Linked DNA regions of Homo sapiens: region 2 is linked to region 1. The links are chromatin contacts, found by Hi-C or POLR2A ChIA-PET in ENCODE. All regions are on one chromosome and are shown on one strand. The core of a region is the stretch at or near the end of the contact, and the rest is flanking DNA. Distances in the headings are between cores, read along the strand shown. Region 1 overlaps POLR3A (RNA polymerase III subunit A). Region 2 has its middle 12 kb from the start of RPS24.

Region 1 (3,984 bases), core at 1-2,500:
TCCTTCTTGTTCCACACATGCCTGTCCTGTTTCCTGAGAAACAATGATCCCCGTGTCACATGCATATGTGTGATATCCTCATAGGACTGTGTCTTAAACTCTGGGTGGCATGCTTGCTGTGTTAATCCTATTTTGGTTTTTAAAAAAGCCACTCAAGAAAAAGTCTAAACTGGATACAGTCAAAATAGAAGCAATGGTTTTGTTATGGCCACAAGTAACATGAAGAGAGAAAATGTTTAAAATGACTGGAAAAATTGGAGCAATGTGTCAGTGGAGATTTCATCCTTTTGATGTCATTATTCCAGCCTAACTAGGCCTGACTGAAATGTCTGCCACTTGCCCTGTGGTCATATTCTGTGAGCCCCTGGTGATTTCATGATGGGATTTCTAGTTGATCTAAGGCTAGAAGAAATAGAAATGTATTACAATGCCTTCGATGACAAAAATAATGATTTTTACCTATGACCTATATTTAACAAAATGATAATACGTAGCATTGAATGAAAGATAGTCGGCTGGGCGCAATGGCTCACGCCTGTAATCCCAGCACTTTGGGAGGCTGAGGCGGGCAGATCACGAGGTCAGGAGATCAAGACATCCTGGCTAACATGGTGAAACCCCGTCTCTACTAAAAATACAAAAAATTAGCTGGGCGTGGTGGCGAGCGCCTGTAGTCCCAGCTACTCCAGAGGCTGAGGCAGGAGAATGGCATGAACCTGGGAGGCAGAGCTTGCTCAGTAAACTGGGGTTGCTAGTAACATTATGATTCTAAATAGCACTTGGGTTTAACAAAGCAGTAGTCCTCAAACAGCCTCCTCCCTTGTGCTAGTGCCATTTTTCCTTTGCTTCTCAACAGCACTCCAATTATCACAGCACAGCTAGACAAGGATGACGACGCGGATTATGCTCGCCTCGTGAAAGGGAGAATTGAGAAAACCCTCTTGGGAGAGGTAAGAAGAAATCCCTATTGATAACAAGAAAACTAGCTCAGCAATGTTGCAAGGAAGTGTAAAAATCAGCTGCCATCTATTGACCAGCCTGTGGCGTCCACACTACTCAAGCTCTTCAAAAAAGCAAGCAGTCGTGTGCTCTTAGGAAAGGGGAAAGCGGCTGATTAACAGTCTGATCTTTTGACACTCCAGATTTCCGAGTATATTGAAGAAGTGTTTCTTCCTGATGACTGCTTTATTCTCGTCAAGCTCTCCCTGGAACGGATTAGGCTTCTGAGACTGGAAGTGAGTCACATAATTAAATGTAGAGAGGAAGTCATCCTGTTAGTCCCAAGATAGGTACTGATAAACTAGGGCAAGAGCTAAGCAAGACAGAGGAAGCATTGCAGAACCTTCTGTGTGGTTTCTGGTTTTTGTGATTCTGTTGTCCCCTCACATTTTCTTTCTAAACCTGACCTTGATACAAATATACCCATCTAAAGACACACAGAAAATTAGTTGAAATTTTGTGCAGACCGCAATACCAGTTCACTGTGACACGGTATTATGATAAGTGGTCTTGTTGTCCCTCTTCCCAGTGTCTGGAAGGACCCTAGGGCTGGCTGTGTCTTACTCATCTGTGGATCCCCAGCGCCCAGCATGGCAGCTAGCCTAGGAAGTTCAGTAAATGTGTTTAGATGGGGAGATTAACCTGGCTTCTTAAACTGGCATGCATGGGTAATAGGCAACAGTTGAAAGATGATCAGCCTTTCTCACAAACAGACCAACTTGGGGTACAAACTGAGTAACTTCCCGACACCCTCTTCTTTCTCTCGGGTAGTTAAAGCTGTACTAGCCCTTAAAACACATTCTGTCAGCTCGTTCTCTCACGCATCAAGTTCATATGTTACCCATATAACAGTTGACTCAAATGCAGCAACCTGCTCTCCAGTTTGGGGATTTCTCTAGCCTGTCTCTTGCTGCCTGCCTTGTGGCTCCTTTGCAGAAGAGATGAGTTGTATCCAGGAACGTAGCACATGAACCATTGTGAAAGTGTCAGGTAAAGGGGAGGCCCCACGGAAGCTTTTAATTAGCCTGGCCTCCAACCTCCAGCCTCCCTAGAGCTTCCCACAGAGGCTGCGTGTGTTGCCATGAACTGAGCATGAATTTTCAAGGGCAAATATTTTGTCGTGGGTGAAAAAAACTACTCTTTTTATGAATAAAGCATAGATATATATACACATATAGTACATAAAACATATGTAGCATATTTATGGTATTAATTTCATGGTGCGGGTGGGGGGTGCTTAGAACAAACCTGACTAAAAGGACTTCTTAGAGGGGCAACAATGAAATAAACGAAGAACAACACTGGAATCAGTAACACCTACACCTGGCCATGTTGCAGGTGAACGCTGAGACAGTGAGATATTCCATCTGCACATCCAAGCTCCGTGTGAAGCCCGGTGATGTGGCTGTTCATGGTGAGGCTGTGGTGTGTGTCACCCCCAGAGAGAACAGCAAGAGCTCCATGTACTACGTGCTGCAGTTCCTGAAAGAGGATCTCCCCAAGGTGAAACAGAAGTCGCTTCTCATGGAGACCCAGCATCTCCCTGTGGTGTGACACCCAGGGCTGGGACCTAAGGGCTTTGTCACTTAGTCCGATTTCTTAATTTCTTCTTGGCCTTATCCCCAAGGAGTTAGTCTGTTAGATTCCTCTCTGTTCTATCAAAAAACTGATGTTAGGATGAGGTGCAGTCCCCTGAACAACTTCTGTTCTCCCTTATCCCTAAAACTAGCTCTAGTGTGTTAACAGATGACCACTGCTGAAAGCTGGGGTGATCAAGGTGATCAGCCCAGGGCATGGCTCACCCCGTCCTCACAGCTTTCTCTGTCTCTGAATCCAGGTGGTGGTGCAGGGCATTCCAGAGGTGTCCAGAGCTGTCATCCACATTGACGAGCAGAGTGGAAAGGAGAAGTACAAGCTTCTGGTGGAAGGTGATAACCTGCGGGCAGTCATGGCCACACACGGTGTGAAGGGCACCCGAACCACCTCCAATAACACCTATGAGGTACCACTCAGCCCACGGGGTCGCCTTAGGGTTAGGCTGTCTTCCTTGTGCCATCTGCAGGCCTTCCACTGATTCCCAGTATACTTCTTTTTTTTTTTTTTTTTTTTTTTTTTTTGAGATGGAGTCTTGCTCTGTTGCCCAGGCTGGAGTGCAGTGGCGTGATCTCTGCTCACTGCAAGCTCTGCCTCCCGGGTTCACGCCATTCTCCTGCCTCAGCCTCCCGAGTAGCTGGGACTACAGGCACCCACCACCACGCCCGGCTAATTTTTTTTTTTTTTTTTTTTTGTATTTTTAGTAGAAATGGGGTTTCACCATGTTAGCCAGGATGGTCTCGATCTCCTGACCTCATGATCCGCCCGCCTCGGCCTCCCAAAGTGCTGGGATTACAGGCATGAGCCACTGTGCCCGGCCTCCCAGCATACTTCTCTGACCATCCCATTTGCCGTGGGTCTGCAACTGAAAATTGCCCAGCAATCCATTTCTGGAAAACGGCACAGGGTTTGCTTTGAAACTGCAGGGCAGAGGAGAAAGTGGAGAGAATTTGCAGTGGCCTCCCGGAAGGGGCTGCTTCTGCTCATTACTGGCTCTCTGTAGGTGGAGAAAACTCTGGGCATCGAGGCCGCCCGGACAACGATCATCAATGAAATCCAGTACACCATGGTGAACCACGGCATGAGCATCGACAGGAGGCACGTGATGCTGCTCTCCGACCTCATGACCTACAAGGTATGTGGGCAGGAGGCCCCCGGGCTGCCTGGGCATCCCGAAACTCACTTTCAGGAGAATAAGCCTGTGGAGTTTCTAAGACATGTAGAATACGCTGCTGTGAGGACCATCATAGAGAGAAAATAAGATGTGAACATTGCTCAAAAACCAAAGTATGCTGGTCAGGCTGAGTGTCCTGGTGAAATCCCAGTATGAGAGTTACAGCCTCATGGCAAACTCATACCCAGTCGGTGGAGTGAAGAGAGCTGGAGCTTGGT
Region 2 (3,984 bases), core at 1,064-3,563, 62 kb before region 1:
AAAGGGGTCTTGCCAGAGATCTTAAAGTGTGGTGGGGCAGAGCTAAGGCTTGAAAACAGGTCTTGGACCCAGCACTGTGGCCCCGGACCCATGCTTGTCAAAGAATAGGACAGAGGCATAGCACTGTAGGCAGAAGGCTGAAGCAGAATCGGGCTGCTGGGGTTCCCAGCCTTCGGCCCCCACCTCCCCCAATAGAAACCGCAAGCTGCCTGGCTGGGCAGCTACAAAAGGGGGAATGCTGTTTGCACAGGATCTGCAGAGACCTCGCAGCACGGATGGGTAGACATCACCATGCACATATGAACAGCAGAAAGCCCTCCAGGTTCAGCTTCCCTACGAGGGCCGAATCCTATAAACAAGATTACCACCCCCATTAGACCTTCTCTGAGAAGAAAGAGTGACCTCTCCAGTTGATCTGGCATCAAGCTTTTTTCATGCTTCCACAAGGGTAGCGGTCTTGACAACAAAGCAGACCGCTTCCACGTCTGTGCCCACAGTGCCCCCTTGTGGGAGTCTGCATAGTGCATCACACGTCTTTATTTCACCAAGTGAAAAGGCAGGGATGGGGCAGTCTACAGCACTGTCCTACCGGGTCTCCACAGCTGTCCCCCTCTGGAATATCCTCCCCTTCCCTAAGCTCAGTGGTTCTCAAACTTTAGCATGCATCTGAATCACCTGGAGAGCTTATCAAAACACAGGTTCTGGCTGGACGCGGTGGCTCACACCTATAATCCCAGCACTTTTGGAGGCCGAGGCCAGCGGATCACCTGACGTCAGGAGTTCAAGACCAGCCAGACCAACATGGTGAAATCCCATCTCTACTAAAAAGTACAAAAAAAAAAAAAATTAGCCAGGCGTGGTGGCAGGCACCAGTAGTCCCAGCTACTCAGGAAGCTGAGGTGGAGAATCGCACCCAGGAGGCGGAGGTTGCAGTGAAGCAAGATCACGCCACTGCACTCCAGCCTGGGCAACTCAAAAAAAAAAACAGGTTACCTGGCCCCACCCACAGCTTCTGATTCAGTAATTCTAGGGTGGAGCCCAAGAAATTGAATTTCTAGCAAGTTCCCTGGTGACACTGCTGCTGCTGTCCAGGACCACACCTGGAGAATCGCTGCCTCAGCTAATCACCTCCACCCATTTAAGGCTCAGGACCATTTCTAGCTCCTTGGCAAGATGTTCCACAAATGCCCCCAGGCTTATCATAGGATGCCATAGTTGTGTAACTTTAACCAAGTTCCTTAACCTCTTTGAGCCTCAATTTCCTCATCTATAAAATGGGGGTAATAGTACTTCCCTCCGAGTGCAGGTAAATGAGGCCAGGTGCAGTGGATCATGCCTGTAATCCCAGCACTTTGGGAGGCTGAGGCAGGTGGGTCACCTGAGGTCTGGAGTTCAAGACCAGCCTGGCCAACATGGAGAAACCCTGTCTCTACTATACAAAAATTAGCCAGGTGTGGTGGTACACACCTGTAATCCCAGCTACTATGGAGGCTGAGGCAGGAGAATCACTTGAACCCAGAAGGTGGAGGTTGCAGTGAGCTGAGATTGCGCCACTGGTGCAATCCAGAGCTCCAGCCTGGGTGACAGAGCGAGACTCATTCTCAAAAAAAAAAAAAAAAAAAGGTAAATGAGATAATTTGTGCAAGACTTAGCTCAGTACCTGGCACATGGTAAACAATAAATGTTAGCTATTCTGTGGTCATTAATTAGCAATAGTATTACTGTTCATCTGCCAGCTTCTTGAGGGCAGAGACAGTATTCCCATTAGAGACAGAATTCTCAGAGGCAGAACGGATCTTAGAGAAACTTCAGTCCAGCTTCCCAAGCCTGAGCTCACCTGGGAAGCTTCAGTCCAGTTTCCTGAAGCAGCCTCACCTGGGAAGCTATTAAAACATCAGGTGCTTGGGCGCTACCCAGATCTACTAACTCTGAAAACTGGGGCAAGAGGCTGGGCATTTGTTGTTTTTGAGACAGAGCCTCGCTCTGTCACCCAGGCTGGAGTGCAGTGGCATGGTCTCGGCTCACTGCAACCTCCGCCTCCTGGGTTCAAGCAATTCTCGTGCCTCCACCTCCTGAGTAATTGAGATTACAGGCACGCACCACCACGCCCAGCTAATTTTTGTATTTTTAGTAGAGATGTTTCACCATGTTGGCCAGGCTGGTCTCGAACTCCTGACGTCAAGTGATCCACCCGCCTCAGCCTCCCAAAGTGCCGGGATTACAGGTATAAGCCACCACACCCAGCCAGCATTTGTATTTTTAACAAGCCCCCAGCCTGGCCAACATGGTGAAACCCCATCTCTACTAAAAATACAAAAAATTACCCAAGCATGGTGGCAGGCGCCTGTAGTTCCAGCTACTCAGAAGACTGAGGCAGGAGAATCGCTTGAACTCAGGAGGCAGAGGTTGCAGTGAGCCAAAACAGTGCCACTGCACCCCAGCCTGGGTGACAAAGCAACACTCCATCTCACAAAAAGAAAAAAAGAAAGCCCCCACCTGCCAGGTTTCGGAATTACTCATCTAGCCCGGATAGCAGACAGACACAGGGAGGGAAATAGAAGCCCAGAAAAGGGAAGTCTTTTGCCCATCCATGGCCCCAGCTGATTGTAAGCTGAGTGGAGATCAGGAACTGTGACTCCTGATTCCTGATCTGGTCCCTTTTTCCGAGTTATTAATACTTGGGGCCAGGCGCGGTGCCTCACGACGGTAATCCCAGCACTTTGGGAGGCGGGGTGGGCAGATCACCTGAGGTCAGGAGTTCAAGACCAGCCTGACCAACATGGAAAAACTCCGTCTCTACTACAAAATACAAAATTAGCCAGGTATGGTGGCACATGCCTGTAATCCCAGCTACTCGGGAAGCTGAGGCAGAGAATTGCTTGAACCCAGGAGGCGGAGGTTGCAGTGAGCTGAGGTCGTGCCATTGCACTCCAGCCGGGGCAACAAGAGTGAAACTCCATCTCAAAAAAATACGATAAATACTTGGATGCCATCTCATCGACCCATAACCTTCTACATAAATTCCCTCTCCAATATGCATGATGAGCAGCCAGAGCGTTGCCAAAGTATTTCCTGTGTGGAGGAACTCGGCATGTGAAAAGAACACACAATCCACTGCAGAACATCTAATTCTCCAACGTTTTATTTTCTTTAACCAAAACACTGAACAAGTGAAATCCTTAGCTTGGCATACAAGATCCTCCCTGATTTATTCTCCGCTGACCTCTCCAGCTTCGTTTCTTACCAGGACCTCACCTGTACCCTCTCATCCAGACTGTGGGCACTGGGAGGCAGGTCTCATTTCTGCCTCCCCTCAACATCTGGCATGCGGGAAGTTCAAGGGTGAGTGGATGGGGAAGGACAGTTGGATTAATGTATGGAGGTGTGTTCACAAAGCTCTAAAACCCAGGAGAGCCTCTCTGCCAGCACAAATGAGTCAGGTGTCATACTTCTGTGCTCTAGCAGCCAACCTGAAGACTATTTTTGAAATGGAGTATCTCCCACCAGAAATGCATTGTGCAAAACTCTGCTCAAAGGCATCAGTCATGTAGGGCCTTCCATCTTGTTGATTCAAGAGAATGCCTACCTACCCACTCTGCTCCCACCTCCCCAGTGTCATCCTCTCTTCCCCTTGCAGAATGACTGGTCTCACCTTGTCCCACACTGCCTGCTCCCATCTCCCTGCTTTCTTTCCTATTTTTCATGGCCTCAAATGAGAACTTTCTCCTGTGCATCCAAATCAGATCATGTCTCTTGCCACTGCTGGTGTTACAGTAATCCTCCCTTATCCATGGGGCAAACGTTCTTAGACCCCCAGTGGATGCCTGAAACCGCAAACCCTATCTACACCAAGTTTGTTGCTATATATACATAATTAAAGTTCATAATTTAGGGAGTAAGATATTAATAATTATACTGTAGTAGGCTGCATGAACTCTTTTCCTCTGAATACGTACATGTATTCACATTCTTGATGGGAGATAA

What was found. A loop is a pair of places that touch in the nucleus more often than their neighbours do. ChIA-PET counts read pairs that join two places held with the same protein, here RNA polymerase II (POLR2A). Pooled maps may share reads with other maps.
Region 2: POLR2A ChIA-PET joins it to region 1 with 10 read pairs in A673. The contact joins two enhancer-like sites. A Hi-C loop is called at or near these places in 2 of 168 maps with a recorded cell type or tissue (PC-3 and cardiac septum) and 1 of 50 pooled maps. POLR2A ChIA-PET finds 5 or more read pairs at or near these places in 5 of 52 experiments (A673, K562, PC-3 and 2 more).

What each region holds. Positions count from the first base shown.
Region 1 is chr10:77,981,171-77,985,154 of GRCh38, reverse strand. It overlaps POLR3A (RNA polymerase III subunit A), which reads left to right. Exons shown (of 31, transcript NM_007055.4): 25 at 857-950; 26 at 1,143-1,235; 27 at 2,338-2,502; 28 at 2,837-3,001; 29 at 3,596-3,727. Among named protein-coding and RNA genes, the nearest start is that of POLR3A, 46 kb to the left of the region's middle. RefSeq lists an enhancer at 1-1,101. Within about 2 kb of position 1,250, at least 3 of the 41 ENCODE cell types and tissues checked have a DNase peak (open chromatin) inside an H3K27ac peak, as active enhancers do.
Region 2 is chr10:78,043,985-78,047,968 of GRCh38, reverse strand. It overlaps a transcript of RPS24 not described here. Among named protein-coding and RNA genes, the nearest start is that of RPS24, 12 kb to the right of the region's middle. RefSeq lists an enhancer at 340-399. Within about 2 kb of position 2,313, at least 2 of the 41 ENCODE cell types and tissues checked have a DNase peak (open chromatin) inside an H3K27ac peak, as active enhancers do.